4 separate regions of the Mus musculus genome follow, and all the other regions are linked to region 1. Evidence: chromatin loops called from intact Hi-C (ENCODE). Cell type or tissue: gastrocnemius. All regions are shown on one strand. Links, peaks and the distances in the headings refer to the core of each region. The heading gives the core; the rest is flanking DNA.

Region 1 (8,466 bases), core at 2,077-7,076:
CACAGACACCAAAATCCAGAAAAGTTAAATTCTAGGATGTTATTTTTTAATTAGTTGTTTAAATTAGCATATATAACAGTGAGCTTCATCCATACATTTTTGGTCCTACCAACCCCTACCCACCTACCCTGCCCCTGCCCTTGCCCTGCCCATGTTCCCCCTGTGATCTGGCCCCTGCCCCTGCCCTGCCCATGTTCCCCCTGTTATCTGGCCCCTGCCCCTTGCCTGCCCCCACCCCACTGCCCCGCCCCTCACCCCACCATCCTGCCCTGGTCCTTTTCTTATCCAGTTTCCCTCCAGCTCTGTTTTCACACCACATTATCTTCTCTCATCTCCTCATTAGCTCTTCCTTACAACCTCTCCTCCTCCTCCTCCTCCTCCTCTTCCTCTTCTTTCTCCTCCTCCCCTCCCTCCTCCTCCTCTTCATCCTCCTCCTCTTCGTCCTCCTCCTCCTCTTCTTAATGTTCCTCTCTACTTTCATGAGCTTTCTCCCAACACACATATACAAATACACAAAAAAAATTAAAAGCTAGGGCCTGGAGAGATGGCTCTGTGGTTAGGAGCAGTGGCTGCTCTTTGAGAGGACTTGGGTTCAATTTCCAGCTTCCGTATAGTAGCTTACAGTTGTCTGTAATTCTAGTCCCAGGAGCTCTGACCCTCTCTGCTGGCCTCTTCTCACACTAGGCTCACACACGGTACATAAACATATGTCCAGACAAAACACTCATGCACATAAAATAAAATTTTATTTTATGTGCATTTTTTCCTGAAAGTGTTATGATTTCATAAATAAATAAAATCCTGTTGTATACATCTGTCACAGCAGGATAGTTCTCCTTATCCACTCATCTGACTGGTTCTGTTTCTCAGCTACTGTAAGCAGTGCGATAAGAAGCATAGACATGCAAGCTCTAGGAAGTGCTGTCTTGGAGTCCTTCCGGTGTACACGGAGAAACAGCACACCCAGTCACTGTGGTTCCGTTTTAATTTCCCATCCGACGTGTATAAGGCTCCTCTTTCCCTACACCCTCGCTCCATTTGTTGTCATTGGCTTCCTTGGTATTAGCCATCCCAGAATGTCATCTAACAAGCAATTCTGATTCATTATTTATAAAGATGTGGCTGGAAATTATTTGTCAAACCAGGTCAGACCTTGCTCTGAGGTCCAGGACCTCAGAAGACAGCAGAAGGTCTTCTTTTGAATGACCACATAGCAACAGGTAGCCAAATTTCTTACTGTATGTCATGAAACTGCTTCAGAGCTCAGTTTTAAAACTTTAATTAAACACCAAAAACGCTAACATACGGCTTGTGTGTAAGAACGGCAGCAGCCATAAAAAAACAGTCTTAAGTTCTCACCGTGTATCAGGCACGAGTCTACATATGGATTTTTTTTCTCCATAACAATCCTCCTCCTGTTTGTCATATACCACTGTTGTCCTCATTTTTAAATGCATTTTTATTATTTTTACTTCAGGTGATCCTGAAGGCAGGAGGGGGCTGCTAGTGTTCCTGAACTAGAATCAGAGGCAGTTGTGAGTTGATCAGCATGGACACTGGCAGTCGATCTGGACCCCCACCAAGAACAGTGTGCTCCTAACTGTGGAGCCATTGCTCCAGCCCCTTTGTTTCCATTTAATGTTCGAGGCACAGAGAATCACGTGCTCAGAGTCACAGCTAACTAGTAGGCCTGGCACACCATATCCAGATTCCACACACATTTGATTTCTTGTCTGGCAATTGATTTCCCCAGTTGGAAAAATCATATCTCTAGCTACTCTCCTTCAATATATCTGCTTGAGTAATTGAGTGTTAAATTCAATAGTGTTTTTTCAGACAGCTCCCTTTTCCAAAGTCCATGGAGAAGCTGGCTATCAGCCCATGAAGCCTTGTGCACTTCCGACATGAAGGAACCAGATGAGACCAGCTCTTGTGTATTGGCAGGGAGAAGGGGGTCTTTCCATTCACTTAGCATGAAGCATCTTGAGGCTGTGGCCTTCCCTGTCCCCCCAGCCTCCACAGCAGCCAGCCTCTATCGAGGAGGTCTGAGTATCAAGTTCACACGATCAGCCTCAAAGACATGTCATGTGCTCCTGATGCAGGAAGATCTGGCCTCAGCCTTGCTGAAACTCACATGCTTCATGGGTAGGCATTTAAGGAAACAACTGACCATAAATCTTAAGAAAGAACATGCGTGCGGATGCAGATAAACTATCAGTTTCCTTTCCTTTTGCTGAAAGTGTGAGCAATATTATAAAAACGAAAAAAGAAGGCTTCAAGTCATTCTATTGATAATCCTGTCCTGTGGATGAGAAAACACCGAACCTTGGGATAGTATAGCTGTGGCAGAAATCTAAACCCACCCCCCACAAAGCAAGAAAACCACTTTGAAATACCATGCTCATGATGCGCAACTAATCTGTGACTTGAAAAAAAATAGTTTTAGCTCATTTTCTTGGAAGAACAAAGAGGGAGATAGAGAAAGAGAGAAGAAGGATGAGGATGAGAAGAAGAGGAAGAGGAAGAAAAGGAAGAGAAGGGAAAGAAAACAAAACAAACAAACAAAGAAGTTTGTGTGGTAGAAATGGCTCCTAGGATAAGACACATGGCTCAGAGTGAACATTTTCATTTACTTAAAGTTTAATTACTCACCCACTCCATAATTCTAGGGCATCAGGCTCACACAGTAGCTTAAAAACGGAGGCATGTCTGGTCTTTGGCCTCTTCGCTGCTGTGCTGCTATCTGCTTGTCCTTCGATGTCTGATGGGACCCTTTTATCTTGGCAGAATTCTGAGACACTCTCAGGAGAGTCCTTCTTTTGTTCGCAGGCCTACATAAGGAATCTTGCTGCTGTGTTTGGGTCCACAGCACTCAGGGCCAGGCCCCCACAGGCTCTGTTCTCCTCCTGGAGGTCTCAACCTGTGTATGGAACTGTGACAAGTGAGACCAGTTCTCCGACTCTTACAGAATCCATTTCAAATCCGCTGCCCCTACCCTGACTTGCTCTGCACAGAATGCTTGCCTGCTCTTTCTCTTCTCAGGGACAGGCCACCTTTCTCCTCTTCCCCTCCAAAACCCCAGTCTTCCACTCTCTGTCCTTGCTTGCTTTTTCTGTCGCTGCGATAAATCAATCTAATCAATATTACTAAAGCAATTTGGAGAAAAGGCTGAGGCAGAAAGATCACCTGGGTTCATAGGTTCAAGACTAAACTGGACAACAGAGCCAGAACCTTTTTTTTTTTTAAAAGAGGAAAAGAAAGCTGGAGGAGAAGAAGAATGGGGGAGGGAGGAATGGTGGAAATAGACAGTATATGTTGTGGGGTAATATCCTGTAGAATATAGGTCACGGGTGTCAGCCTCCTACTTCTAATGATTGTGACATGGGCTTTGCCAAGAAGAAACCTGAGGCAATTTACTCAATCTGATATATTTCCTCAGACCAATAAAGGTCAGAGGACAAATGGCCTTTATACAATGTTATTCCTTATGACAACACTTATAATAGAAGCCACCTGAAAATAATCTACACTTCTACTGATAAGTAGCTGGTTAAAAGGTAATTGTATTCTTCTTAAGTCGAATACAATTCAGCCATAAATTGGCATAAGGAAGATCTCTGTGAACTGCTGTAGAGAGATCTTTAGGGTATTTTATGTGGAAATAAAATCATGGTGCAGGACTCAAGTATGCCATAGTTTGAGTAAATCGTTGAAAGGAGCATGTCTTTATCTATACGGTTGCATGTTTATAAGTATGGGAACCCAAAAGAGTCGGTTACTTAGAGAGAAGAACTGGGTGGATGTGGAACAGGGAAGTGAGAAAGGAGACAGAACCCCGGAGCATCCCGGCAGGAGATCCATGCCATATTCAAGAGGCATAACCACAGGATTCTTTCCAAGGGTGTGGACAGGGCTAAGAGCAAAAGACAGGGACATAGCGAGCAAGCTTCGGAGGAGAAGCGCTGCGGTCCGAGGTCCTGAGGAACAAGGGAGGCAGGGGAGGGAATTAGCGAACCGGCACTCAAAGAAAGCTTTTGTTGGTGAGAAAGAACAAGAAACCCAGCCACTGTGGCCTCACTCCTCCAGCTGAGAAGATAGTGGGCTAGAGGGTCCCACTCAACCCTCTCCTGACTGTGAATCGCTTATTAGTGCCTCCTAGTGGGCAAATTGCTGATGTCGCCGAACAGAAAGGGTTGTCTCAGCCTCCTTTCCGCTAAGCCCCTGGAGCTGACCCTGCAGCTGCAGCACTGTTCTGGAGGGCATACAGGGAACAGTCGCCATTGCTTTCTCTGTAGCTCTGAGGAGTTTCTCTGAGTTTAACCACACAAATATGAAACATATGAAAAGGAGACAACTTTCGTCCACACACAGTAATAGTAATAACAATAATGATAATCATTAAATATTAACAATTAATAATAACTAATATAATAATAAAATTTAAAACCCTCCAAATGAAGGGTTGGAGAAATAAGTTTCCAAGACCTTTCTCCCAGTCTAACTTGTCTCTGAAGCTCGTTTCACCAAGTCTCAGTCCACGGCGCCACCTAGCGTCCAGGAGGAGCTTCACATGCTAGCCCTACTGCCTCCAAGCCTCCTGGCAGGTAAGCGGTTTTCACTGTCAATCAGACTCAATTGGGAATGATCTTCCATAAAAGGGGGATATATTTTGAAACTTAAAATATTTGGAGTTTTTTTTTCTTTTAGAACAATAGTGGGAAATTATCTACATTCATTTTTAGATTGATTCATTATTATGATTTTTCTGGGAGAATATCTTTCAAACTGCTTCTAAGGTAAATACCGCCTGTGACACCCCCCACCCCTACCCCACTAAAGATTCTGTGAGCGGCTTCTGAGTTTGTCCCTCCCCACTTACGTGTTCTTAATACAGAGCATCTCAATCCTGGCTGCAAAACACTCACGCGGACAAGCTTCTGCCAGAGATGTCGTTCTCACTGATTTGTGGAGGGGCTGTTTAAAGCATTAATGGGCACAGCGACCAGGAGCCCTTGCTTGTGCTACTGAGGGCCCTGAGGTGAGGTACGCACCTGCGACTAGGAGGTGCAACTAGGCCCGTGTAAAGGATGTTCGAGCTCCGTGTTCCTGCTCCTGATTGCACACTTTGCACCCTGCCTCCTCTTCTGCCATCACAGGTCTACCCATATTCCAGGGCCTGACTCAGAGTTATCTCCTCTAAGACTTGCTCCATTCTCATTCCCAACGTTAGAGTCTCTGATAACTTTAACAATGACTTCTATAATTCTTTTTTTATAATAGAAAAAAAAAATTTTTTTTTTGTTTTTACATAGGGGCTCACTATGTAGCCCAAGCTAGCCTGAAAGTCATTCTTGCCTCAGATATCTTGAGTTCTGGGATTACAGAACCATTATCATAATGGTAATAATTACCATATAATATCATATAATATTAATGCTTATAATATATTATCTAGAATATATTATGCCAAGTTTAAACTATTCATTTTAACCTACCAATTTTTAGCAGTTAAAAGTATAATATTTATGTGAGATATAAATTAAACTCTTCAAAATAGGAAGTGTGACCAACATAAGGAAACAGCTTGAAAAATGGGGGGAAATCTTTGCCAGCTATAAATGTAAATCTAGAATACACAAAAACAGCAAAAATTAAACACCTCATAAGACTAATTGCAAATTAGTAAATGGGCTGATGAACTGAACAAGCAGTTCATGGAAAAAGGAAAATAGCCAAAAGATATTTTATTAATATATCGAGCTATATATTACAGAGATATAGAAATAAAAACAATATGGTACTGGCACAAAAACAGACATGTAGACTAATGGGGGGGAAAAAGACCCAAATACAATACAAACGCACATAATAACAGCCATCTCATATTCGGCCAAGATGCCAAAAATGCACACTGGAGAAAAAAAACAGCTCATTCAACAAAAAGTGTGGGAAGAACTGGATGTCCACACGTAGAAGAATGAAATTCGAGCCGTATTTATAAACCTGCACCAAAGGCAGGCTGCAACTCTAAATGGATTGAAGATCTTATTGTGGAGCCTGGAATGCCGAAACTGTTCAAAGAAAACATGGGCAGTGGCACCGCAGGCACAAGAAATGACTTTTGTTTTGTTTCCTTTGTTTTGTTTTGTTTTTCAAAAAACAGGGTTTCTCTGTGTAGCCTTGGCTATCCTGGAACTTCCTCTGTAGACCAGGTGGGCTTCAAACTCATAGAGATCCACCTGCCTCTGCCTCCCAACTGCTGTGTTTAAAGGTGTGTGCCACCATCACCTGGCTAAGAAATGACTTTCTGAATTCAACTCCGTTTGCACAGAATTTAAGGCCAACAATTGACAAACAGAACCTCGTAAAACTAAAGAGCTTCAGTGCATCAAAGGAAATAATCAACCAAGTAAAAAGAAAGACCATGCCCCCAAAAGGATTAGTATTAATGTCTAGAATATACAAAGAACAAAAAACAAAAACAAACAAAAAACCCTGAACATCGAAGAACAAAGAACCCAAGTTTTAAAATGGGCTACGGAGCTGAACAGTACATTCTCAAAACACAAGTGGCCACAAAACATTTGAAAACATGTTCAACATCCTTAGCTATCAGGGAAGTGCAGATTTAAGCTACTTTGAGATTCCATTTTACCCCAGTCCGTGACTATGATTAGGAAAACAAATGACAACAAACGCCGGTGTCGATGTGGAGGACTGGGGACAGTCGTGTGCTGTTGGTGGGCGGGTAAACGGTGCAGTCACTTTAGAACTTGGGCTGAAAGTTCCTCTAAAGACTTTAAGTAGAATGACCACATGACCCTGCAATGTCCCTTTTGGGCACATATCCAAAGGACTTGACATCCTCTCAGAGACACTCTTACATCCATGTTCACTAGTGCTCTGTTCATGGTGATGAAGACCTAGGATCAAGCAGACATTCGCCAGCTGATGAAGGGATACGGAAAGAGTAGCACATTTATACTAGGGAATACTCAGCTGCAAAGATGTGCAGAGCTTTGGGGGGCCGCTTGGCAGGAATTTGACACTGGACCATAACAAGGAAGGGAGCTCAGGCAGGAATCTGATTTGAAGGTAGAACAAAGAAGTAGGCTTCAGGCAAGAATATGACTTTGGTCTAAAACAGGGAAGTAGGCTCAGATACCTTGGTCATCCTGATAAGCCCCTAGAAACAGTGACCAAGGGAGTAATCACAGGACTTCATTTATTGCCTTACTTGTTCCTTGACTATTTGTGTTTATTGTCTTGCTTGTTCCTCAATCTAGAACTGACCTTATTATTCGCATGTAATTAAAATGATATAAAAGCAGAGTAGGAAAGAATAAACCCACCTCAGTCTCAGGACTGGCTGGGGTCATGCTACAGTGTTGTCTAATTGTCTTTTTTTTTCTCTCTCTCTCTTTTTAATCCTCACTCCTGCCCTGGAGCACCTGTTGACTGCCTAAGCTGACTTGGTCAAAAGAAAAATGTCATGAAAATTTCAGCTAAATGGATGGAACCAGGAAATATATATTTACTAAATGAGGTCACCCAGGCCCAGAAAGACAAATGCTGCCTTTCTGTCCCACAAGAGGATCCTGCCTTCAAATACTTTGTCTTGGGTGTTTAACTTGAAGAACAAACAGATCTAGAAAACTAGAAATGGGCCACTGAGGCTGGGCATTAAGGGAGGGAAGACAATAAAATACAGTTACGATATAAGCAGAGAGGGAGGCCAGACCAACCGAAGGTTAAGCATGGGGAAGTGTAAGCAAGAGAAGGGTTAACGGAAATGAAGGGCGTCTGGAAAAGGTCCATGGAAACCTATGATCTTCAAGTCCCATTAAAAAATATAATTAGAGGGGACAGTAGAACACATGCGACACAAAAGAACAGGGAGGGAATACTGGGGGTTGAAGGGTTAAGTGTAGATGGAGGCAGTGGGGTGGGAAGGAGGGGGTGGGTACGATGTGAGCTAACCAAGACTTAGGACATATGAAAACGATTTATGGAAAACCACAAGTACGTATGCTAATTTAACTTGTTTTTGTTTTTGTTTTTCAAAGAAACAGTCTAAACAGAGGTGCTCTGCATTAGTGGAGGAAGCTGCTCCCAACAGACATAGGTTATTAAATAAAAGTCTCAGTGCCAAGTATGAATAAGGTAGCAATCAGGAAGCCCTAAAATAACACGAGCGCTTGCCATTGTTCTGGGTGAGCCAGCAGAACTAGATGGTCAGATCATATTGGTGAGAAGACTCCACATACTTTGTTTGCAGGACATAAAGAAATTAACGGTGCCTTGACTAGGAGACTAGGAGACTGTCTATCCACTGGCTAGCTTCTCATCATGATGGGAGGAGCTGTAGAGGCTGCTGGGGTCTTTCCCTCCACTGGATCCCGCATGCTGCAATACTAACCTGCCAGATCAGACAGGCAAAATTAATCAGACTTTTACGGGAGGGTA
Region 2 (8,466 bases), core at 1,830-6,829, 62 kb after region 1:
ATTTCCTCTGTCTGTCTGTTTTATGAGTCTGAGTCTCTGCCTGAATGCTGTCTTGGGACTCTGTTTTGAACCTGTTTGTCTCTATGTTTCACTCTGTATGTGTCCTAATGTGTACCTGTCTGATGTGTATGAGTGTGTAGTATCTGTCTGTCTGTGAGCAGTGTGACTGTCCATAATAATGGACTTTTCTCTCTGTTTATTGAACAGCATAGAAAATATCACATGGAGAAGGAATGGGATACTTTACAGATATCTTTAACGGAGTTTTAAAAGCATTAGGTCACTGATTTCAACTGACCAGATAGCAAATGTCATTGTTTATCAACCAGTAACCATAAATGGTTGCTTTCAACCTTTATGGTACATTTTAGGAAGTCTTTCAACTTCTGTATCTGCTGCTTTCAGCAAAGATACACCTGCAATATCTAAGTCAAGGGCATGGAACAGTACCTGATGTAAGAATGTAGCTATGCAATAGCTTAAGTTATACAAGTTGAATACATAGGCAATCCAAGACAAGTAAGGATGGTTGTTCAGTTGTTCTCTTAAAGGCAGGTAAAATAAACAGACTCTGAGTAAACAGTAGGCTAGCAGTCTTAACTCTTAGGTGATGTCAAGATATACTATTAACTTGGGCTGTGAGGAGAAATTCTAGTCTTTTAGAATGTTAAGAGATATTCTCAGAATATTATATCACCAGAAGAAAGAACATAGAAAAGGGTAATGTTTAAAAATGACCAAATTTTAATTTATATACACATGAAATTATCAAAAACAAAAGTGTACTCAGACACAGTAACATAAAATTGTAATATATGCATTTTGAGAGGTGGAGACATAATAGCACAGGTTTTAAACTGTCATGGGTTGCATAGTGAGATCACCTCAACTCACTCACTCACTCACTCACTTTCTCTCTCTCTCTCTCACACACACACACACACACACACACACACACACACACTCAGGGGAGGGGCAAAGCTTTTGAGATACAAAGGTAAAAAAAATTACTTTGAGGGCTGGAGAGATGGCTCTGTGGTTAAGAGCACTGACTGTTCTTCCAGAGGTCCTGAGTTCAATTCCCAGCAACCAGATGCTGGCTCACAACCATCTGTGATGGGATCAAATGCCCTTTTCTGGTGTGTCTGAGGACAGCTATAGTACATAAATAAATATTTTTTAAAAACGTTAAAAAAATGCTTTGAGCATGTGTGACATGATTTTTCTTACATACAAGAGAAAACTATAGCATTCGCTCAGGTTCCCACCATGACTGTCTCTGAAGTGCATAGTTTTAAAGTGACCGGCCTCTCAGGAGTCTCCATTTTATTTAACTTGGGGCTTTCTCTAAGGTTAGCTTGTTATCAGAATCTCCAAAGATTACATTCTTTTTTCCTTTTTCCTGAGTCTTCCAGCACTATTTGAAGCTTAAGTACTACTTTTTAAAGTAAAATTAGCTTTAAAAACACTTAGACTTGGCGAATGTCCTCGGACAGTGACCACAGAGTGCATGATTACCACTTTCAATGTGACTCTGGTAAATTAGTCTCTCATTTTCTTTTTAAAGATCGTTGTTACATTAACCTTAATGGTTGAGTATCAACCTGCTTAGCCTGCCAGACATAGAAAGACGCAAATATTCCTGGTTACCACAGCAGCAAGATGACAATACACTACCATCTAGCTTATCTAGGGGGGTGGGGGGAGAAAAAAAAAGAAATCCACAAACAAAAAGAAAGCAAAGCAGGTTTCTGAGCAGCAAAGTAAAGTGATTTCTCACAAACATTAGAAACTTCAAAAGCTATTGTAGTGTTAACAAATTGAATTGCAGGGTGGGAGGTGATTAGAAAGAGAAGTGATGTGATATAAGCAGGACAGTTGTTGTCAAAATTGATAGCTGCCACAAAAGATAGTGTGTTGGTTAGGTTTATGTCAACTTCACACAAGCTAGAGTCGTCTCGGAAGGAGGACTCTCAGTTGAAAGAATGCCTGGGAAGAGTGGCCTTTAGGCAAATCTGTGTAGAGCATTTTCTTGGTTAATGATCGATGTGAAAGAGCCCAGCCTATTGTAGCTGGTACAGAAGAAAGTAGGCTGAGCAAGACATGAGAAAGCCAATATGCACCTTCCTTCATGGCCCCTGCATTAGTTCCTGCTTTCAGGTTCCTGCCCTGGGTTCCTTGCCTGACTTTCTTCAATGATGGCTGTGATGTGGAAGTAGAAGCAAAGTGAACCCTTTCTTCCCCAGGCTGCTTTAGGTCACAGTCTTTCTCATAGCAATAAAACCCTGAGTAGACCCATAACTGTCAAGTCCCTACACAGGCGAAGAGTTGTAGTCTGCTGATAGCATGTGCAGATGAGGAATCCAAGACACTTCTGTAGTCCTCTTAGGAGGTGTGTGCTCAGTTTCCTGACATTGGCCTACCTATTCTTGTGCGGCCACTAATCACCATGGATTTAAATACACACACCATTTGTTATTTAGTGCCAAGTCATTTGTGAAATAACCAAATACATCCCTGAATCTGACGTTAATCCTGAAGAAAAGCCACAGACTAGGAATCAAAGATAAGGTGTGAGGTAAGGTGAAATAAATGAACAGTTTCGACCATATAGTACTGCGTATGGAATGAAACATTGCTTCTGTAATTTCCTAGGTAGGAAAGCACTCTTAGTCATTTTAAACAAAATTGGTTCTCTTGAGAGTTCAACTTAATTCTCCCCTTCCCTCCCCTTTTCTCCCTTCCTCCTTTCCTCCATCTGCTTTTTACTCTCAGCCCCCCAACACAAGTTAAATTACTCAAGCTTCCATATATCTAGTTGGTATATAAATGTATCTACTGTGATAGAATTCAAGTTTGACTTTCATTTTTAAATCTATAAAATGAGCACATAGTCTGTAAATTGGTTATATTTATTTAATTGAATGCCTATTAGGTACAGATTGGGGGAAAAAATAAATATCTTTGTCTTAACCTTGTGCTATTTCTCTTAGAGGAAGTCCACAAATGAAGGGGATACCTCATTTTAAGGAAGAACATTGTGCCCCAGCATTGAATTTAGAAATGAAGAAAATACTGGATTTGCAAGCACCCATTATGAGGTATGGTATGCTGGTTAAGTTTGAGATTTTCTGACCACAAAAGACCATGTAGTTGATTAAATCATATGACAAACAAGAAAATTGTTTGCATTTCAAAATGTATAAATTAACTGTTTGATTGTATGGAATGATAACATACTAAAAGATTCAAATAAAATCATGTATGAGAAGAAAAGAGGGAGCTGTCGCTCTCTGCAGCCTCCATGTGTTTCTTGGAAGTACGAGTACACTTGAAGGAGTGTTAAGCTTTCTGATTGCAGTGTGAGTAGATGTCGTGTGACAAGGCAGTAAGAACTACTAAAGCACAGAACTCTATTCTCAATGTTTTTTTTTTTTTTCAGTTTCACTTTACTATCTTAAGTGCTTCATGGCTGGCCTTTTATTTATTACCGTCCTTCCCTCTGCATACATGATTTTTGTGAACAGTACACAGCTGTGAAAACAAATGAGGCTCAATCTTTAAGAGACTTTCCAGATACACTGTTGGTTAAAGAGCAAGGTGTATACAGTGGTAAGAATGCTTGGTCTTAAATGGTATTAGAAGTTTGTTGTCTAGAAGAGTACATAAGTTAGTGGGACAGGTTTAGGGAAAAGTTTTTTTATTAGGTACCTTTCAGACGTATTAAGCCATGGACCAGGAAGATGTAGGTAAAAGTGCTTGCTTCCAAACCTAATGAGTTACTTCCCCAGTGCCCACGTGGTAGGAATGAAGAATTGATTCCCAAGGTTGGCCTCTGCCCTTCAAACATGCACCGTGGCATGTCCAAGCACCCACACCCCAGATAAATAAATAAAAGTGTAACAATTTTAAAAACAAAAAGACTGAGCATATTACTGTAGTATGGAGCTATTGGACTATATAAAAATGTAATTCCAACATTTTAAAAGACCTCTCTGATTTATAGTTCAAACGAAGGGCATCTTTCACCATTTTGTTGTTGTTGTTAAACCACCACTCACTAGAACAAACAGCAGAGTTGACATTTGAGCCGTGAGCTGTTGTCATTCCCTTGTGTAGTCTGTGCTCTTATCCTTTAGTCTCCGAGTGGAGAAGAAAGTCTTTGTTACTTGCTTAAATGAGATTAAACTGAAACATTTTAGTTTAGTATGTTCACTGTGTTGATCAAAGGTTACTGATCACTTCAGATTTTATTTGCTCATGATAAAAGCCCTTTTTAAAGAATGCAACTTGAAGTAGCTCAGTGTGTAAGAGTGTTTGCCTCATACGCATGATACCCAAGTACAAATACTCTACCCCACATAAAAATATGTGTGGAATCACAGCCAAGCCTGTAACTCTAGTGCTGACGTGGGCAGAAGGATTGCTAGGGACTGCTGGCTGCCAGCCTAGCTCCAGTTCTGTGGAAGACCCTTTCTCAGGGGAGTGAGGTACAGTGTGATAGAGCAGTATACTCCTTGGCCGCCATATGTGTGAACATAGATGTGCATACACCACACACACGCACACGCACACGCACACAAACACACACACACACACACACACTATTAAAGTTAGAAGACTTGATGCAGAAGGAATTTTGAATGTATGTGGGCACCAAACAAGGCAGGACAATACAACTTGGTTTTATGGCTCCACCTGGTGGTAAAGCCATGTAGCACATGGAAACAGGATAGAAAGTCTTTACAAAAAGAATGTCTGGACCGGGAGGGGACTCAATAGTAGAGCATGTTTTCACCATGCTCATGGCCCAGAGTTCTAATTCTGGCACCACCAAAGGGAAGGGAGGAATTGCTTCCAAATTTTATGACATTGCTGGATAGTTTATGTGAACCTGACACAAGCTAAAGTCATCTGAGAAGGGAAAATGCTTCCATAAAAAAGGCTTGTAGACAGTCTATAAAGTGTTTTTCTTAATTAGTGATTGATGGGGTAGGGCCCAGCCTGTGTGAGTAGTGCCACCCTTGGGTTGGTTGTCCTGGGTTCTATAAGAAAGCAGGCTGAACAAGCCATAAGGAGCAAGCCAGTAAGCAGCACCCCTCCATGGCCTCTGCACGAACTCCTGCCTCCAGGTTCCTGCCCTGTTTGAATTCCTATCCTGACTTCTCTGATGATGAACAGTGATTTTGAAGTGTGAGCCAAATAAACCCTTTCCTCCTCAACTTGCTTTTTGGTCATAGTGTTTCATAGAAGCAATAGAAACTCTAACTAAGACAATGGCTTCCACCTGTATAAGAGTAGGGTTCTGCAAGTTTAGATGGTTGGCAATCTCAGTTTTCTCTCAAACATCCAAAGAAAGAATTACATTTTAAACACCATTAGCTGGTCAAATACATACTTCTTGGAAATTCCCTATCCCTATTAACACTTGTAAATAAGAGAGAAGACACTAAAAGACTATACAATCAGCTATTTTCTACTATCACAACCAATGTAATCAATTAAAATTAGGAATAATGGTTATCTTCTTGCATATAGGAGCAAAAGTACTGTCACCTTTTCTTTTTGATCAAATAAAAAGTAAAGATTATTGTTAAGTATCCATCTTTCATTATTACTTGAATATAGAGCATGTTTAAAAGATAAATATTTGTAATTATGAGTTTTAATAATTGGTTAATCAGAAATACTATTCTATTTCAAATTAGATGTGACAGAATGTGATGCATCCATGATATTCCTTATTTACCATATTAATAAAATCCTTTAGAACTCAGTCAGAAACCTAAATTGAAAAATACCCATGTTTGAGAAATGTGAGGCATGGTGGGGCATCATTTTGGGTATATGCCCAAGAGTAGTATAGCTGGGTCTTCAGGTAGATATATTTCCAATTATCTGAGGAACCTCCAGATTGATTTCCAGAGTGAATGTACCAGTTTGCAATCCCACCAGCAATGGAGGAGTGTTCCTCTTTCTCCAAATCCTCACCAACATGTATTGTTACCTGAGTTTTTTATCTTAGCTATTCTGATTGGTGCAAGGTGGAATCTCAGGGTCATTTTGATTTGCATTTCCCTGATGACTAAAGACTTTGAACATTTCTTTAAATGCTTCTCAACATTCAAGATTATGTTGTTATAAATTCTGTTTTGTTCTACACCCCATTTTTTTGATTGGTTTGTTTGGTTTCTTGGAGGTTAGCTTCTTGAGTTCTTTATATATTTTGGATATTAACCCTCTATCGGATGTGAGGTTAGTGAAGATTTTCTTTCCCAATATGTAGGTTGCCAGTTTGTCCTATTGGCCATGTCCTATGCTTTTCAAAAGAAGCTTTCCAGTTTCATGAGGTTCCACTTATCAATTCTTGATCTTAGAGCCTAAGCCATTGGAGTTCTGTTTAGGAAATTTCCCACTGTGCCAGTGTAACTTTTATATGTACTTAAAACTAAGGATGATATTCAGAACATTTTAAAAACCAGTACAGCATGAAAAGACCTAATTTGTTGGGCTTGACATTTATCCTAAAATTAATTGAGAGTGGCAATTGGGTAGCTTGGGACAAAGCCCATTTTTCAACATTTTGAAGAACTATTCATTAACGATGGACACCAGCCATTGTTCAACAAGTTGTTTACTTTTAATTGAGGTAAATAGAGTATCTTATGTAGATTCTCCTGGGGGGGGGGGCGGGAGTGACATCTGTTGCTCTCCATCATATTCCTTTTTTTAAAAAAAGATTTATTTACTTATTTTGTATATGTGTACACTGTAGCTGTCTTCAGACACACCAGAAAAGGGCATCGGATTCATTACAGTTGGTTGTGAGCCACCATGTGGTTCCTGGAAATTGAACTCAGGACTTGTAGAAGAGCAGTCCATGCTCTTAACCATTGAACCATCTCTCTATCGCCCCACCCCACCCCCCTTTTTTAATGGTTTCTCTAGAGGGTTTCTTTGTGTAACCTTGGCTGTTCTAGAACTTACTCTGTAGATCAGCCTGGCCTCAAATTCAGAGAAATTTACCTGCCTCTGCCTCCCAAGTGCTGGGATCGAAGGCATGCATCGCTACTACTTGGCTCCATCACATTATTTTGAGATGGGGTCACTCACTAAACCTGGAGCCCAGTGATTTGTTTAGCCTGGCTGGCTGGCCAGCTGACGTGGGAGCTGTGCCTATGCATGTCCCCAGCACTCCAGTGCTAGATCTCAGATACATGCTACTACACCTAGCCTTTTATGTGGGCACCAGGAACAGAATCTGACCTTTCCCTGGGAAAGAGCATTGCAGGGGGGGGGGGGGGGACAGACTGGCAACTGCACGACCCTGACCTTACTCGGGTTGTTCTTCCAAACCTGGGAGAGGCAGGAATCACCAACTGAGCTGTCTTCTCAGTCTTCATCTAGATTTTTTTTCATTTATATCACAGTTATTTTATCTGCTAATCCAACATTGGGATTGTATAATAGTCTATTTATATTGATGGACTTTTCTTTTTCTTCTGATTCATATTTTTCTGTCTGTATGTCTGGTCAGTTGTTACAGTTTTTTATTATAGAGATTATGAACTCTATTAATTTCCAGGCATATAGTCACTATGTGTGGCTGCTGAAGTTGAAAACTTTTAAGACTGGTAGAGGATGGTTCCATGGCCTCTCTGTGGTTTCAATTTATCATCTTCTGAATCGTTACACCTCTTCTTCCTCTTCCATATCTTCTTCAGTCACACCACACTGACACCCCATTTGTCTTTAATTTGTTGCCTCAATATTTGTACTTTCTAGCCTAGATTAAATTATACTAAAGTTGTAGACAGGTAGTGTTCTGTAAGGATATGATGATTGGCTCTGCTAAAGCATTTTCCTTCTGTCATTTTTGTTGTTTTGTTTTAGAAGACAGAGTCTCATTGTCTGACTCCTGACCAGCCTAGACCAGAGTGTGTACACCAGGCGGACTTGCAGAGTTTTAAGGCCTCCTGCCTTACTGATGCTCAGCCTTGCTTACAGAACTTCTCCCTCTCCTTCTCCCTCTCCCCACCCCCCCAAGCCATGTGTGTGTGTGTGCGTGCACCCACCTGCCTCTGCCTCCTGAGTGCTAGAATTAAAGGTGTGCACCACAATAGCTAGCTTGCAGAAGCAATTTTTGAAAGCCATTATATTTATACTCATTGCTTTCCCAGTATGCTGTCTTGCAAGGTAATTGACTTGAGTTGCTTGCTTCCGTCCAGTTTGCAGTCTGTGCTGGAAGATCTCCTTGTTGCAACTTCTGATGGACTTCTTCATCTTATTCATTGGGAAGGAATGACAAATGGAAGAAAAGCCATCAATCTGTCTACAGTACCATTTTCAGTAGACCTCCAGTCATCCAGAGGTAGTTATACTTTGTATATGAGATAGAACCAGTTGTTTAATATTGGGTGTATGGTAGTACTACCCAAATATGTGATACAATAGCTTATTATAACC
Region 3 (8,466 bases), core at 1,746-6,745, 530 kb before region 1:
ATCATAAACGCTTTTTCAAATAACAAAAACAGGAGTCATGTGAGGAGAGAAATCATTTTTTAAGGAACAAAAGGAATGGGTATGAGGAACCACAGATAGGTGGGAAATGGAAATAAATACAATGTATGAGAATTCTGTGCCTACTGTAACAAATCTCTGTATTCTCAGGCCCTTAAAAAAAGAGTTATGAGCTGAGCATGGTGGTGCACACCTTTAATCTGAGCACTAGAGAGGCAGAAGGAGGTGGGTCTCTGTGAGTTCCAGGCCAGCCTGGTCTACAAAGTGAGTTCCAGGAAGGCGGCTGGAGGGCTGTGCCCTTGGTATTGTTTGGTTTTCCTGTGCTTCCAGCTTGGGAAGGTTGCTGGTCCTCCTTGGCGCAAAGCTCCCTTCCTCCATCTTCAAAGCTAACAAGACCAAATCAAGTCTCGCTTGTACTGTCATTGTTTTGACTCTGTTCTTCGCTTTTTATGATCTCTAGGATTGGGCTGGAGTGAGGTTTAAAGGCAGTTACTGCTCCCACGGAGGATGCGTGCTTGGTTCCTACCACCTATGCTGAGTGACTCACTGATGCCAGTAAATCAAGCTCACGTGCATACATCCACACACAGACACACATGCATACACATACTTTCAAAATAAGATATATTTTTAAAGGCTTTTATGATCACATTGGGACTATTCAGAGGATCCAAGATAATTCCCCTATTTTAAGGTTGGTTAGTTAACAACCTCATTTTCACTTGAAATTTGAATATCTCCTTTATTATATAAGGTGACCTACTTTCTGTCTTCATGACTAGACTATGGACATCTTTAGGCACTATTATTCTGCTTACAATATACAACTTCCCTAGAAAGTGATTCAATAGTGTTTATCAAAAATTTTAACTTGGCTCACTGTATTTCTGCTGCTAGGAATTTATCCCAAAGATATATTTTCACAAAGAAACCACAAGGATATATGCTGAATCATTAAGATTTAAAAAAAAAAGATTTATTTAAGTTATGTCTATGAGTACACTGTAGCTATCTTCAGACACAACACAAGAGGGAATTGGATCCCATTACAGATGGTTGTGAGCCACCATGTAGTTGCTGGGAATTGAACTTAGGACCTCTGGAAGAGCAGTCAGTACTCTTAACAGCTGAGCCATCTCACTAGCCCCCATTTAAAAAAAATTAAAATCCCACAACTACATGGTAGCTCACAACCATCCGTAATGAGAAAGAAATAAAAAACCAAAAGACTTATGAGCCAAGCAAGTGGGGGGGGGGGGAGGGAGAGCAAGTGGGGCCAAAGCAAGAGGGAGAAGGGGAGGGGGAAAATGGGAACCAACCAAATGTTCATTAGGTAGAGTCATATTCTAGCTGATATTAAACAGCATTTAAAAAAAGAAGAAGCAGAGCTGTTTTAACAGTAAACAGCCTTTAAAAAGAAAATAAATGTGTGGTACAGAAAATATGTCTAATACACTACCATTTCAGAAAGACTGAAAATACAATGAGTATAAATATGTGTAGAGCATTCCTGGGGTGGTGGGAGGGTGGACCTTTGAAAAGTCTCAGATAGAGTAGTTGAAGGGAATCTCGTTTTTCATTTAGTGTTGTTCGATGCTGTCAAATGCTATTTCCCCCCACAACTTCTATTACTGAATCAAAAAGAGAAAAAATTAAAACAATTTTTTTAAAAAATCAGAAAAGAATAGAAAAGAGAAGTCCGAAAACTGGGGAAGGCACGAGCCCTCACTCCTCCAACTGCTGTGGCCTTGCACGCTGCTGAGTGCTCAAAGAGCTAACAAACAGCTCCTGTGTGAAGTATGTGGAGTAGAGAGGCCACCTGGGTCATCGGACAGTGTTAGGAGAGAGGCCTTCTCTGCTCCATCACGTTGATAGCTTCTTAGTAGAACTTGATGTCTCTCTGGAGGCCATAATAATTGATTGAAAGACCCTTGAAGCACTGTTGCAATCCTTTTATGTCTGGACTCTGTGGGCTGATTTGTTAGGCCCCACTGTCTTCCGGGCCAGTGAATTATCCTGTGGTAAGCATAAATAACAGCAGAAAGCTGAATAATAATAATAATAATAATAATAAAAGCTATTATCAGTATTTGTGAGAAATGTCTGCTAGGAAGGAAGGAAGGAAGGAAAGAAGGAAGGAAGGAAGGAAGGAAGGAAGGAAGGAAGGAAGGAAGGAAGAAAATCAAATTAATGAGACAACCTGATAGATAACCAGCAAGCTAGTAAGCAGCACCCTTCTTCCATGGCCTCTGCATCAGCTCTTGCCTCCAGGTTCCTGCCCTGTTTGAGTTTCTTCTCTGAGATCCTTCCATAATGAACAGTGATGTGTAATTGTATACTTTGGGCCTGGAGCAGAGAAAATTTTATGAAGAAAGTGGGTTTCTCGTCATTAAAAATCTGATATCTGCATATGTATCAAAAGATGGCCTAGTCGGCCATCACTGGAAAGAGAGGCCCATTGGACACACAAACTTTATATGCCCCAGTACAAGGGAACACCAGGGCCAAAAAAATGGGAATGGGTGGGTAGGGAAGTGGTGGGGAGGGTATGGGGGACTTTTGGGAGAGCATTGGAAATGTAATTGAGGAAAATATGTAATAAAAAAATATTTTAAAAAATCTGATATCTGATGATATTCAATGTTTTTCAGCTGAGTTTGAAAGAATCTGCAGAAAGGAGGTGAAACCAACAGGGTCATTGTAATGAGAGCTGTAACCATTGCAAAACAGGATTATATGCCAAGCGAGAGAGTGGTTACAAAGATCCAGGATTTCCAAAAAGATGAGGAGCTCTTTAGATACTGAGCCCTCACCCCAGATTCTGAAATATAGGGTGTTTCCTGGAACCAATTTTATGACTCTGCATGGGATGCTGATAAACTTTCAGATTCTGGCTAGTAGACGCCCTGCCCCCCGCCCCTCCCCACCTCCCCGCCTGCATCAGAATCTACACTATTTCCCATTCCTATCCAGGGACCAAATTGTGCTTGGACAGCCACGGTGCACATTAACAGAAACAGTTGTCTGGTTGTGCTCCCAGGCACCCACAAACACACTCTGAAGCTACATGATTACCTCAAGTGGGAGGGAGGAGTTAAAAAATGTACCATGGCATCCAAGACTATGAGCAGAACAACACCCGGGTGTACGCGGCGATGGAGAAGGGCGACGCTGTTTTCTTCTGACCTCTGCTCATTCTTTCCTGCCACTGTCAGTTCTGACTGCAAGCATATCAACCAGGAAGGGCACCAGTCAAGAAAACATCTCCAAGGGAGTTTTCAAGATAACGGAGAAACAGTACGGAGTCGAAGGAACCCTGGACTTTAAGGATACTTGGGTGTTTCGATGCCGACTTGTGGAAGGAGATAGAATAAACCTTTGAAACAGCCCTTCAAGTGTGAGGTTTGGCGGTGAGAGTCTGAGACAGAATAGAATTTTCAAGTGCAGCCTAAGCTACACAGCAAGATGCTATCTCCTCCTCTTTCCCCCATAAACAAAAATGAAAAGAATTGGTTCTTCATTATAATTCTTTTAAAGAGAACATCAAAGCAAGACATCGAAGGATTTTTTTTTTATTGAGATGTAATCTTTATCACCTGTAAAGATCAAGACGCATGAATTTGGGATGCATCAATTTAATTAATGTGGTGTGATTGCTTTAATGGTGTGAAATATTATTTAAAAAAATAACCTGAGGTATAACTAATAAAGGTGACTGAGTATAAAAAAAAAAAAAAGAAGAAAAGAAAAGGGCTAGAGGTTTCTTCAGGATTGAACTGCTGGTTCACTAGTGGTGTCTGCCTTTCTAGAAGACTGCTCTGCAGCTGCTGGGTCTTATTTGGTGTTTGCCACACCCCTGTAGAACTCCAGGTTGGGCAGACTGGTAGGCCAGGTTGATGTTGGTGAAATGCCTCCACACCTGGGCTGTCAAGGTCTCAAACAGGTGCTCTACCTCCTCCCGCAGCTGGACAGACTTGGCCCGCGTAGTCTGAGCGTGTCTGATGTTGTTACTGCTGAACTTGGCCCAGGTTTCAGGAACGGAGACCGTTTCGTCAAAGTTCTCCATGCCACGGAAGAAGTTAATGGATTCAGATGTGTTTTTTAGGTTTAAACATCTCTCCTCAATAGACTGTGCAGAGCTCTTGTCTGCGATGTCTTGCTCTAGGGCATGTTGAACATCTCGATTATCTTGCATCTGGGAATCAATTCGTTTAGCTAATTTTCTCATCTGATCTTGGCAACATTTAAGTAAATCTGCTACCCGGAGAAGGTTTTTCTCCCCGTTGTCATGGACCAGGTTAATCCCGATCCTTTTCTCCTTACTGTACAGATAGTCCAGGGTCACCTGCAGGGGACAGTTCACCTCCTTAGCGGCGCACTCCAAGCGCATCTTGAGGGTTTTCAAGTTGTTGATCTCCGCCATCAGCATGTCCCGCTCATGACACAACCCGGACTTCCAGAAGCGGATGTCGGAGAGCCTCTGGCCCAGGTTCCGGAAGGTTCCCTCTTGCATCTGGCGTGTCAGCTGCTCCTTATCCTGCATGATCCGCAGGGAGTCGTCTGTCAGCCGGCTGGCGCGGAGCCGCGATGCCTCTGCAATACTGATCAGCAGATCATTAGAGCGGTCCCATTCGCGTTGGGTATAACGATTGAAGTGCGGGGAGTGGAGCGAGGGCAGAATTGTGGACAGCCCCTGGTCGCCTGCGCTATCCTCCTGGCTTTTCTGGGTGGTGGCGACCTTGTAGAAGACTCTGGGTCTCCAAGCAGAGCGGCAGCGGGGCAGGTGAAAGGATTGGTAGCACTCCTGTACCTCAGGGTCCTGCCCAGCAGGGGGCGGCCACTGCAAGCCACAGTCTTTCTTGGAGCCACAGTAACTCGCTGTCTGAATGGTTCCAAGAAATTCCATCTTTCCCCATCAGACCCACGCGGGCAAAATTTGCCCAAGAGGTCAGGGCTTCTCAGGAACTAGGAGCCGCGGGGCTTCTGTGACTCAGTGCTGGTGTCATAAAGCGCGGGGAAGGGTCTTTGTGCCAATTCAGCAATCATGAGTTTGTAGAACACTAAATTTGTTTGATTTTTGTGCACAACCCCCGGCCTTTAGAAACAAACAAACAAACCCAAAACTATATCTTATGTCTATCCTTTTCCAACGTCTTTCTTTAAAACTTTAACTTTTCAGCTTTTGCACAGTTTAATATTTCAAGAAGAAATTGTACCTTTCTTTTACTATGAATAAATAAATGAACTCTTCCCTTGCTTTTAACGAACCGTAAACATGACATTTATATGTTAAAAATGACTAAAATTGCATCCTTTGGAAAACTCCCCCTAAAGGATCAGGCTACTACTATCTATATAGACCCACTGAACAACTTTAACTACATCACTATGGTAGTACTACATGCTGACTTGTATTATTCAAAAGATGGATCTGGAGGCATTTAAGACTAAAAAAAAAAGAAATTGACATTAAGTTCAATCAGGATACTGGTGTCACATTGTCTAATATAGTGGCTACATATAACTAAGTTAGCTAAAGCAAGATAAATAAATAAATACATAAAGTCTAGCTCCTCGCTTGCTCTGGTCACATTCCTAGTGCTCAGTAGCTACGCATAGCTAGTGACTATTACACAGACAATGCAGAGATTGTTCCCGTCATCAGAGAGTGTTTTAGGTTGCAATATTGCTCTAGACTTAACTGCTCTTCAAGCAGTTATGGGAGATAAGTTTTGCTTTGTTTTACAGTGTCAGGGGTAGGACCTAAGTCCTTGTACTCTACCACTGAGCTACACTGCCAGCTGAGAAACACACTAACGGCACCACAAAAAGGCATCCTGTCACACATATGACGTTGAGCTTTCTACATGACAACCAAAAGTTGTCATTGGCAATGTCAATGGCATTGTTAGAACAAAGGAAGTGTTGGCAATAACTGGTACAGATCTTAAAAATACCAATCACCAAATATTATAGGTGAGCTATTTTTACACCTTGATTTTAACAAACCAACTCAGTGTTTGAGAATTACAGGACATTTTTACAATGCTTGGAGATTGACTATATAATAGCCATTGATTAATTTTGGTAGGTATGGAAGCTTTTTTTTGTCTGTGTGGGGTGAACATTAACTTTGTTTAGAGATGCATATTAAGATGTTGCATTACCGTATTATTACTGTGTAAGTATGTGCCTGCCAAAGGCAATCCCAGGAAAGGTTTCTTTTGACTCAGAGTATGAGAGTCAGGCCTATCAGTGGTGGGCAAGATGAGGCAGCAGGTGAGTGACGTCACTGTCCACTTTGCTGTGTCCACAGTCAGGAAGCTAAAAGAGAAAGGCTGCAGCTATAACCCCATTGCTAGCCAGCTTGCCTTGCCCAAATGAAGCTGTAGGTTCCTCCTCAGTGGTCCCTGGGATGGGGCCGCCCACATCTAGTATGGATCAATAAAGGTTGATCATCATATGTGCATAGTGGTAAAATGACATAATGCTTAGATTTTACTTTCAAATATTTCAGGAAGCGAGTGTAGCAAAATCCTCACAATGGCTGAGTTTGGGTGATGGAGTTTAGGAATTTCTGTAGCTCAACATTTGTGTGTTTAAAGTATATACCTTCGCTGGACATGGTGGCGCATGCCTTTAATCCCAGCACTTGGGAGGCAGAAGCAGGCGGATTTCTGAGTTCGAGGCCAGCCTGATCTACAAAGTGAGTTCCAGGACAGCCAAGGCTACGCAGAGAAACCCTGTCTCGAAAAACAAAAAACAAAAAAACAAACAAAAAACAATATATATATATATATATATATATATATATATATATATATATATATATATATATACCTTCCAATCTATAAGATGCTTAAATGGAAACACTACCACATGCTTACATGGGCTTCCTGTCCTACCATAGCTCATAGCTTAAAGGGATTCTTGGTGGAATCAGTCTGAAATCTTTCATATCAATCTCTCACTCATATAAAATGAAATATGGTTATATATTCAATGCAAATGCAGACAATATAATTACCACAGGGTATAATTAATACCTTGCAATTATTTCAGAAGGAAATCCATAGAAAGGGGATACAGCCCTGCACTGTAAGAACTGTGTTCTCAATAAAAATAGATAGCACATTATATTTTATTATTTTTAGCCTTATGAGATATTTGGGTCTATAAACATCACATTTATCTACCCCTCATTGAAGTGTATTCTGAAGGTTGGGGAGACAGTTCAGTCAGTAAGGTGTTTGCCAAACGGCATGAGAATCGGAGTTGAGCCCCAGAACCATAAAGAAGCTGCCACAGTTCGCAGTGGCGTGTGCTTACCAAAGTCCCCACCACTGAAAGGTAAAGACAGGAGTATCCCCGTGGTTCCCTGCCAGCGAGGCTCACTGAGCTGGCAAGCTCCAGACCAATGAGATCTTGTCTCAGAAAGCAAAGTGAAGGCTCTGGAGGTATGATGCCTGAAGAGTACCACATGCATACACATGTGCATACAAACACACACACATGCACAAGCAAAAGGTGAAATTAAGCCTCAATTTTTTTGTTTGTTTGTTTCGAGGCAGGGTTTCTCTGTATAGCCCTGGCTGTCCTGGAACTCACTTTGTAGACCAGGCTGGCCTCGAACTCAGAACTCTGCCTGCCTCTGCCTCCCGAGTGCTGGAATTAAAGGCATGTGCCACCACACCGGGCTAAGCCTCGATTTTTGGCTATCCTGAAAAATATACAATTAACTCTCCTTACTCATATTTCCTTGTGCCCCTAAGAGTGCTCAGGAGAAAGCAGAATCATTAAGTTGTAAATCTTCTTTATTTTTCAGAAACGTTTCTAATGAAAGGGCAAAAGTTAGAAGTTCATCTTAATCTTCAACAAAATGAAGGATGGCAATCAATTACAATGTCAGAGAAGATAATAAATTTACAAAAAAACTAGTGGTCTCAAGCTGGGATATGGTAGCGCACGCTTTTAATCCCCGCACTGAAGAGGCAGAGGCAGGCAGATCTCTGAGTTCGAAGCCAGCCTGGTCTACAGAGTTCCAGGACAGCCAGGGCTACACAGAGAAACCCTCAGAGAAACCCTGACTTGAAACAAAGAACAGTAGCCTGAGTGGCCAAGCAGAACCTGGCAATCTGAATATTTAAGAATACATAGTTCTCACCCAGAGCTATAAAAGAGACCTTGTCTCAAAAAACTAAAACCAAAAACAACAAAAAGGAATACTCAGTTGTCCAGATCTCCTTCCCCCTGCCCCAGTTTTGGGAATGCTTCCAAGGAAAGAGTAAATTAAAACCAAAAGGTTTTTTAACAACCTTGAAGCCATTTGGAATCTGAGCCTACAGAAGGGATCTATTTCATATAACTGCATTTGCATTTGTTTTTGGTTTTGGGGGTTTTCTTTCTTTTTTTGTTTGTTTGTTTGTTTTTTGGTTCTTTGTGTAGCCC
Region 4 (5,000 bases), core at 1-5,000, 58 kb before region 1:
CTCCTGAGGTTGCCTGTTTCCATTCTTTGTGCTGGCCTTCAGGGCTTCAGTCCTATTCCCCCCTGCCCCGATCATATTCCTCTCTTCCCCTCCCTGTCACCTTTCCCACCCAGATCCCATCCCCACCCCCAATTGCTTTCTTCTCTTTCCCAAGTGGGATTGAGGTATCCATGGAAACTGAACAGCTCTCTATTCAATAACTTGGTCAGGGAAGAAATAAAGAAAGAAATTAAAGACTCCTGGAATTCAATGAAAATGAGGACACAGCATACAAATTTATGGGACAATGAAAGCAATGCTAAGAGGAAAATTCATAGCACTAAGTGCCCTGATAAAGAAATTGGAGAGCTCCTACACTAGCAACTTAACAGCACACCTGAGAGCTCTAGAACAAAAAGAGAAAAAACACACTGAAGAGGGGTAGAAGGCAGGAAATAGTTAAACTCAGGACAGAAATCAACCAACTAGAAACAAAGAGAATTATACAAAGAATCAACAAAACTAAAAGCTGGTTCTTTGAGGGGATCAACAAGATAAACCCCTAGCCAAACTAAATAAAGGTCCCAGAGACAGTATGCAAATTAACAAAACCAGAAATGAAAAGTGAGACGTAAAAACAGAAACTGAGGACATTAAGAAACATCAGATCCCACTACAAAAACCTATACTCAACAAAACTGGGAAATCTAGATGAAATGCATTGTTTTCCAAACAGATACCACATACCAAAGTTAAATCGAGAGCAGGTGAACTATCTAAACAGGCCCATATCTCCTAAGGAAATAGAAGGAATTAAAAACCTACCAACCAACCAATCAAAAAAAAAAAAAAACCCAAAAAACAAAACAAACAAACAAACAAACAAAAAAACAGCCCAGGGCCAGATGGCTTTAGTGTAGAATTCCATCAGACCTTCCTTCAAAGAAATCTTGAACTTTTAAAAGTACTTCCACCTCTGAAACTCATTTGCTCATCTTTTCACAAGAATATTACCCCAGTCCAACTTCCTCATTTTATATTGTTGGGGATAATATCTCTCCAACTACTTTCCAATGAAAAATGGACTGTGAAGGCATTTCTGATAATGTAACTGTGTAGGGTGGGGGTTTCCATCTCTTCCTGAAACCATGATGGTTCCTTTAGCTAACTATCTATCCTTTCCGATGATGTGTCCTTTCATTTACACCCCACAAGGCAAAGTCTCAGCCAAGCACCTGGCTCCTCGTCCTTCCCCTTCTGAATCACCTTTCTTTGCTCAGCCAAGATCAGTTTCTTGTTTGAAGCCCTCCCATGGAAGTTGCCTGGATCGCCCCTACAGCAAACTACTCCAAAAATTCGTTTTCCATATTTACCCCCCAAAGTCACAAAAGTAGACATAAGATACAGTATGATATAGTGAAATATTTCTAAGAAGATGCTGAACCCAGAGAAAATGTATGGCTAATCTAGAGGTGAAATGAGTACTTGACATTTTTACTTCAGATACTGTTTGATTGGCAGAGACAGCCCAAAACTTAGTTCCAAGGGATTGGGAGGACTAGACCAAATCATTTAGTAGACAGTTTCAGAGTCCAAGTCTCTTTGAATTCTGGGGATTGCTAGATTGATAAAGAGAAGGCAATCTTTCTGTTTGTGTTATTTCTTGGCCCATTGTGGTATTTTTAATACAAAGTGCTATGATAAAATGCAGAAGTTCACATCTCTCCATCTCAAGGATTCTACTGTTTCCTTGTTTACAAGCTACGAATCCAAAATTTACCAACCTCATACAGTTCTTGTATACTTTAAATAAGATAATGGTCGGGTTACCAGGCTAGGGCCACATTTTATGGCCACTTAACCCCTCCTCTTCTCAAAGTTTTAAAAAGTGTGAGCAGCATACAAGAATGCAAAGCCATATTGGAAGTGAACATCATGTGACAGGTGAATGGTGGCCTGGCCACATGATTTTCCCCTCGCCTCCCTATTTGGAGCATCTCTGGGTGACTTACATGGGAGAGCATGAATAAGAGCAAAGACCCTCTTCTTCCCTGCCCTCTCCTCTTAATCTAGAAGCACAGATTTTCACTAGACCCTGTTCTAGTTTTATTTCTGAGGCTTGGATAAAATACCTTGAGGAAATACAACTTATTCTTGAAGGGATTGTTTGGCTTAGAGTTCCACCTTGTATTCTTTTTGAGGGAAAATCAAGGCAGGAGCTCAGATCACACCCAGAGTCAGGAGCAATGACAAATGAATGCATGCACATTTGCTTGCTTGTGTTCAGCTTGGTTTCCCTACTTTTATGTAGTTCAGGACCACATGCCTAGGAAACTGCACCACCCACAGTGGGCTGGGTCTTCCCATATCAACTTAATTAAGACAATACCCCATAGAGATGCCCACCAACCAACTCAATGTGGACAGCCCCTCATTAAGGTGCTTGCCTCAGATGATTCTAGATTGTATCCAATTGACAATTAAAGTTTACCATTACAGACCCTAATCCATTCATAAAAGATAAGAACATCTTTCTTATGCCTGGGGATATAGTACAGCAGAAGAGCACTTGCCTAACATGTACAGTGCCCTGGGATTAATCCCTGGTGATGGAATTAATCTCTGGGGAAACCCTGATTCTCTGTGTCTCTGAATATAACTAGTCAAATTAATAAGTTATTACATGGAAGCAGAACAGAGAAAGACAGAGAGGCAAATCACATGGGAAAGGCTCTGAGCATGTCTTCCTCCTCACTGTTCTACATTAGGTAAAAAGGTCATGCCGCAAAGCTTACAGTTAAGATTCTGTGAGTGCTATAGGTATTTAAGGCATTAAATACATAGGTATTTAAGGTTTTTCACATAACTGTTATCCACCTGGGTAAAGTCATGCAGGGTCTATAATCCCAGCACTTAGGATACGGACACCAGAGGGCAGCAAATGTAAATTCATCCTGGAATACGTAATGAGGTCAAGGCTAGCCTAGGCTACATTGAGAGAGCCTGTCTCAAAAACAAAATCTAAAAAATATAGTTGCTATTAGTTTAATATGAAATGGTCTTTCCAATGAGTGTTATGTTCTTATATATTCCAGCAGTTTAAGAAACTACCTTATCACACCTGTTATGATTGCCTTTCACCACTGTGATACTGCACTTGACATAAGTAAGTCAGGGGAGGGAGAATTTATTTTAGCTCACAGTTTCAGAGGATCCAGTCCATCATGATCAGAGGGATACAGCAAAAGAGAACTCCCATCATGGCTTGTTTTCTCTTTAGCTTGTTTGGGTTCCCAGCCTGTGGGATGGTGCTGTCTATGTTCAAGGCAGACTTCCCACCCACTAGATAACTGAGCTTCTTGTCCAATCAAATTGACAAGATTAACCATCTCAACAACTGTGGTTTTAACTTCAAGATTGCTTTTACTTCAATGCCTGTACTACTTATTTAAGGAAATATTTCCCAGTTAATGAAAGGCAGGACTCGCTCCCCCTTCCATCATCAAAACCCCATAGTTGATTGTCAACACTTCCAGCTATATACATGTGTAGCGGTATTCGTTAATTTTTAGGTGTGGCCTAAGACTGTTGGACAGTCTTTGTGCCTTCCTGACTCTCCAAATATCTCCTTTTGGGTTTAGATTTCCGTGTTCTAGAAAGTAGAAAATCACACATGAATAGTTCATTTAGTGTGCAGTCACAGAACATATCTGTACTGAGAAATAAGAAACACACCCAGCTCTTTTTTTTTTTACAGCTCATACATGAGTCCTTATTTTCCTCCTCCTAATCACAAAGATAATGGAGGGAAAGGAAGAACTTTTGAGTAAACTTTCTACTGATGCTGTCTGAAAAGTGATCTATTGGGGTAATCTAGCCCTAACCATTCCCTCAGCTTTCACCATCCTTCAATTATGAGACTGTTTAGAATACAAGAGACCACAGAATATGGCATCCTAGCACAGTGCTAGGATGTAAATTTGTAGCCTTCCTACTTTCAAACATTGGGTCTATCCATCTTTTTTCTTCTGACTTTGGATACCACTGTCAACCTGTCTTCAGTCAACCTCAACAAAAATTATGTGTATCAAACAAAACATCTTTGTTGTACTGTATGAATAAAAACTATTCAAACTATACAAGCTAATGAACCTGAGACATAGGAAATATTTTTGAGTTTAGAAAAATGTATCACCTAAGATCAATAGTAATCACGTGTTTCTTCTTCCATTGAGTACAACTGTACAGCAATCCAAAACAACATTTCTTTTTCTTCTGTTGTCCAGCTTCTTACATGAGGATAGACACTAGGATCCTGGAGGTTCCAGGTACAGGGGAGGTGCAGCTTACCTGCCAGGCTAGAGGTTATCCCCTAGCAGAAGTGTCCTGGCAAAATGTCAGTGTTCCTGCCAACACCAGCCACATCAGGACCCCCGAAGGCCTCTACCAGGTCACCAGTGTTCTGCGCCTCAAGCCTCAGCCTAGCAGAAACTTCAGCTGCATGTTCTGGAATGCTCACATGAAGGAGCTGACTTCAGCCATCATTGACCCTCTGAGTAAGTGTGGCCCCCATTTCCTAGTCCTATCAATTAGAGTTCAGACGGGAAAAATCTTAAGTGTAACTTGTATTCACAAGAGATAATTGTCATTCAGAAGCTTACTTCTGAATAAGCTTTCTAGATCATTTTGAACTCTGGCTGACTGGTTCAATTCAGCTCTTCTGGATCAAAATTCCTCTCCCAGCTGACTGGTTCAACCTGAGTTCTCTTGGCTTCTGACTGAATTGCCCACTTGGCCTCAAACTAACCGGCAATATGTTTAATCTTCTGTTTCCTTCTCAGTCTCTGGATCGTTCTGTCTTCACCTGTCTCTGTAAAACTGCCTCCTCTCTCTCCTCTCTCTGTGTCTCTCTGTTGCTGTCATCTCTGTCTCTGTCTGTCTCTCTCTCCCTCCACTGTTCTCTCTTAAGCCACCTCTCTTCCCTGTCCTCATGAGAGTTGGGCATATCCTATCTCTGACTC

What was found. Peaks named below come from ENCODE experiments on the same cell type or tissue, not always from the same donor. Only the 100,000 strongest peaks of a DNase experiment are listed, where the experiment ranks them.
Region 2: it touches region 1 in a loop (2.7-fold over the local background); 7 of 42 quality-filtered maps call a loop at or near these places.
Region 3: it touches region 1 in a loop (2.5-fold over the local background); 9 of 42 quality-filtered maps call a loop at or near these places.
Region 4: a loop joins it to region 1, with 9 times the contacts of the local background. A loop is called at or near these places in 13 of 42 quality-filtered maps.

Annotation. Positions count from the first base shown.
Region 1 is chr19:29,497,160-29,505,625 of GRCm38, forward strand. A930007I19Rik (RIKEN cDNA A930007I19 gene) reads right to left here. Exons shown (of 4, transcript NR_015567.3): 4 at 6,504-8,419. Among named protein-coding and RNA genes, the nearest start is that of A930007I19Rik, 21 kb to the right of the region's middle. In gastrocnemius, for the core only: CTCF peaks have their summits at 4,136 (motif pointing left) and 4,580 (motif pointing left); DNase peaks (open chromatin) are centred at 4,154, 4,548 and 5,068; H3K4me3 peaks cover 695 bases; H3K27ac peaks cover 1,507 bases.
Region 2 is chr19:29,558,992-29,567,457 of GRCm38, forward strand. It overlaps Ric1 (RAB6A GEF complex partner 1), which reads left to right. Exons shown (of 26, transcript NM_001081319.1): 4 at 2,994-3,101; 5 at 8,229-8,371. Among named protein-coding and RNA genes, the nearest start is that of Ric1, 41 kb to the left of the region's middle. In gastrocnemius, for the core only: CTCF peaks have their summits at 3,806 and 4,705 (motif pointing left); a DNase peak (open chromatin) is centred at 4,695; H3K27ac peaks cover 741 bases.
Region 3 is chr19:28,970,681-28,979,146 of GRCm38, forward strand. It overlaps the pseudogene Gm3621 and the pseudogene Gm4844. Among named protein-coding and RNA genes, the nearest start is that of 4430402I18Rik, 7.1 kb to the left of the region's middle. In gastrocnemius, for the core only: no CTCF peak of the experiment used is centred there; DNase peaks (open chromatin) are centred at 3,931, 4,601 and 4,828; H3K4me3 peaks cover 800 bases; H3K27ac peaks cover 397 bases.
Region 4 is chr19:29,441,654-29,446,653 of GRCm38, forward strand. Pdcd1lg2 (programmed cell death 1 ligand 2) reads left to right here. Exons shown (of 6, transcript NM_021396.2): 4 at 4,266-4,535. Among named protein-coding and RNA genes, the nearest start is that of Pdcd1lg2, 33 kb to the left of the region's middle. In gastrocnemius, for the core only: a CTCF peak has its summit at 2,912 (motif pointing right); no DNase peak of the experiment used is centred there.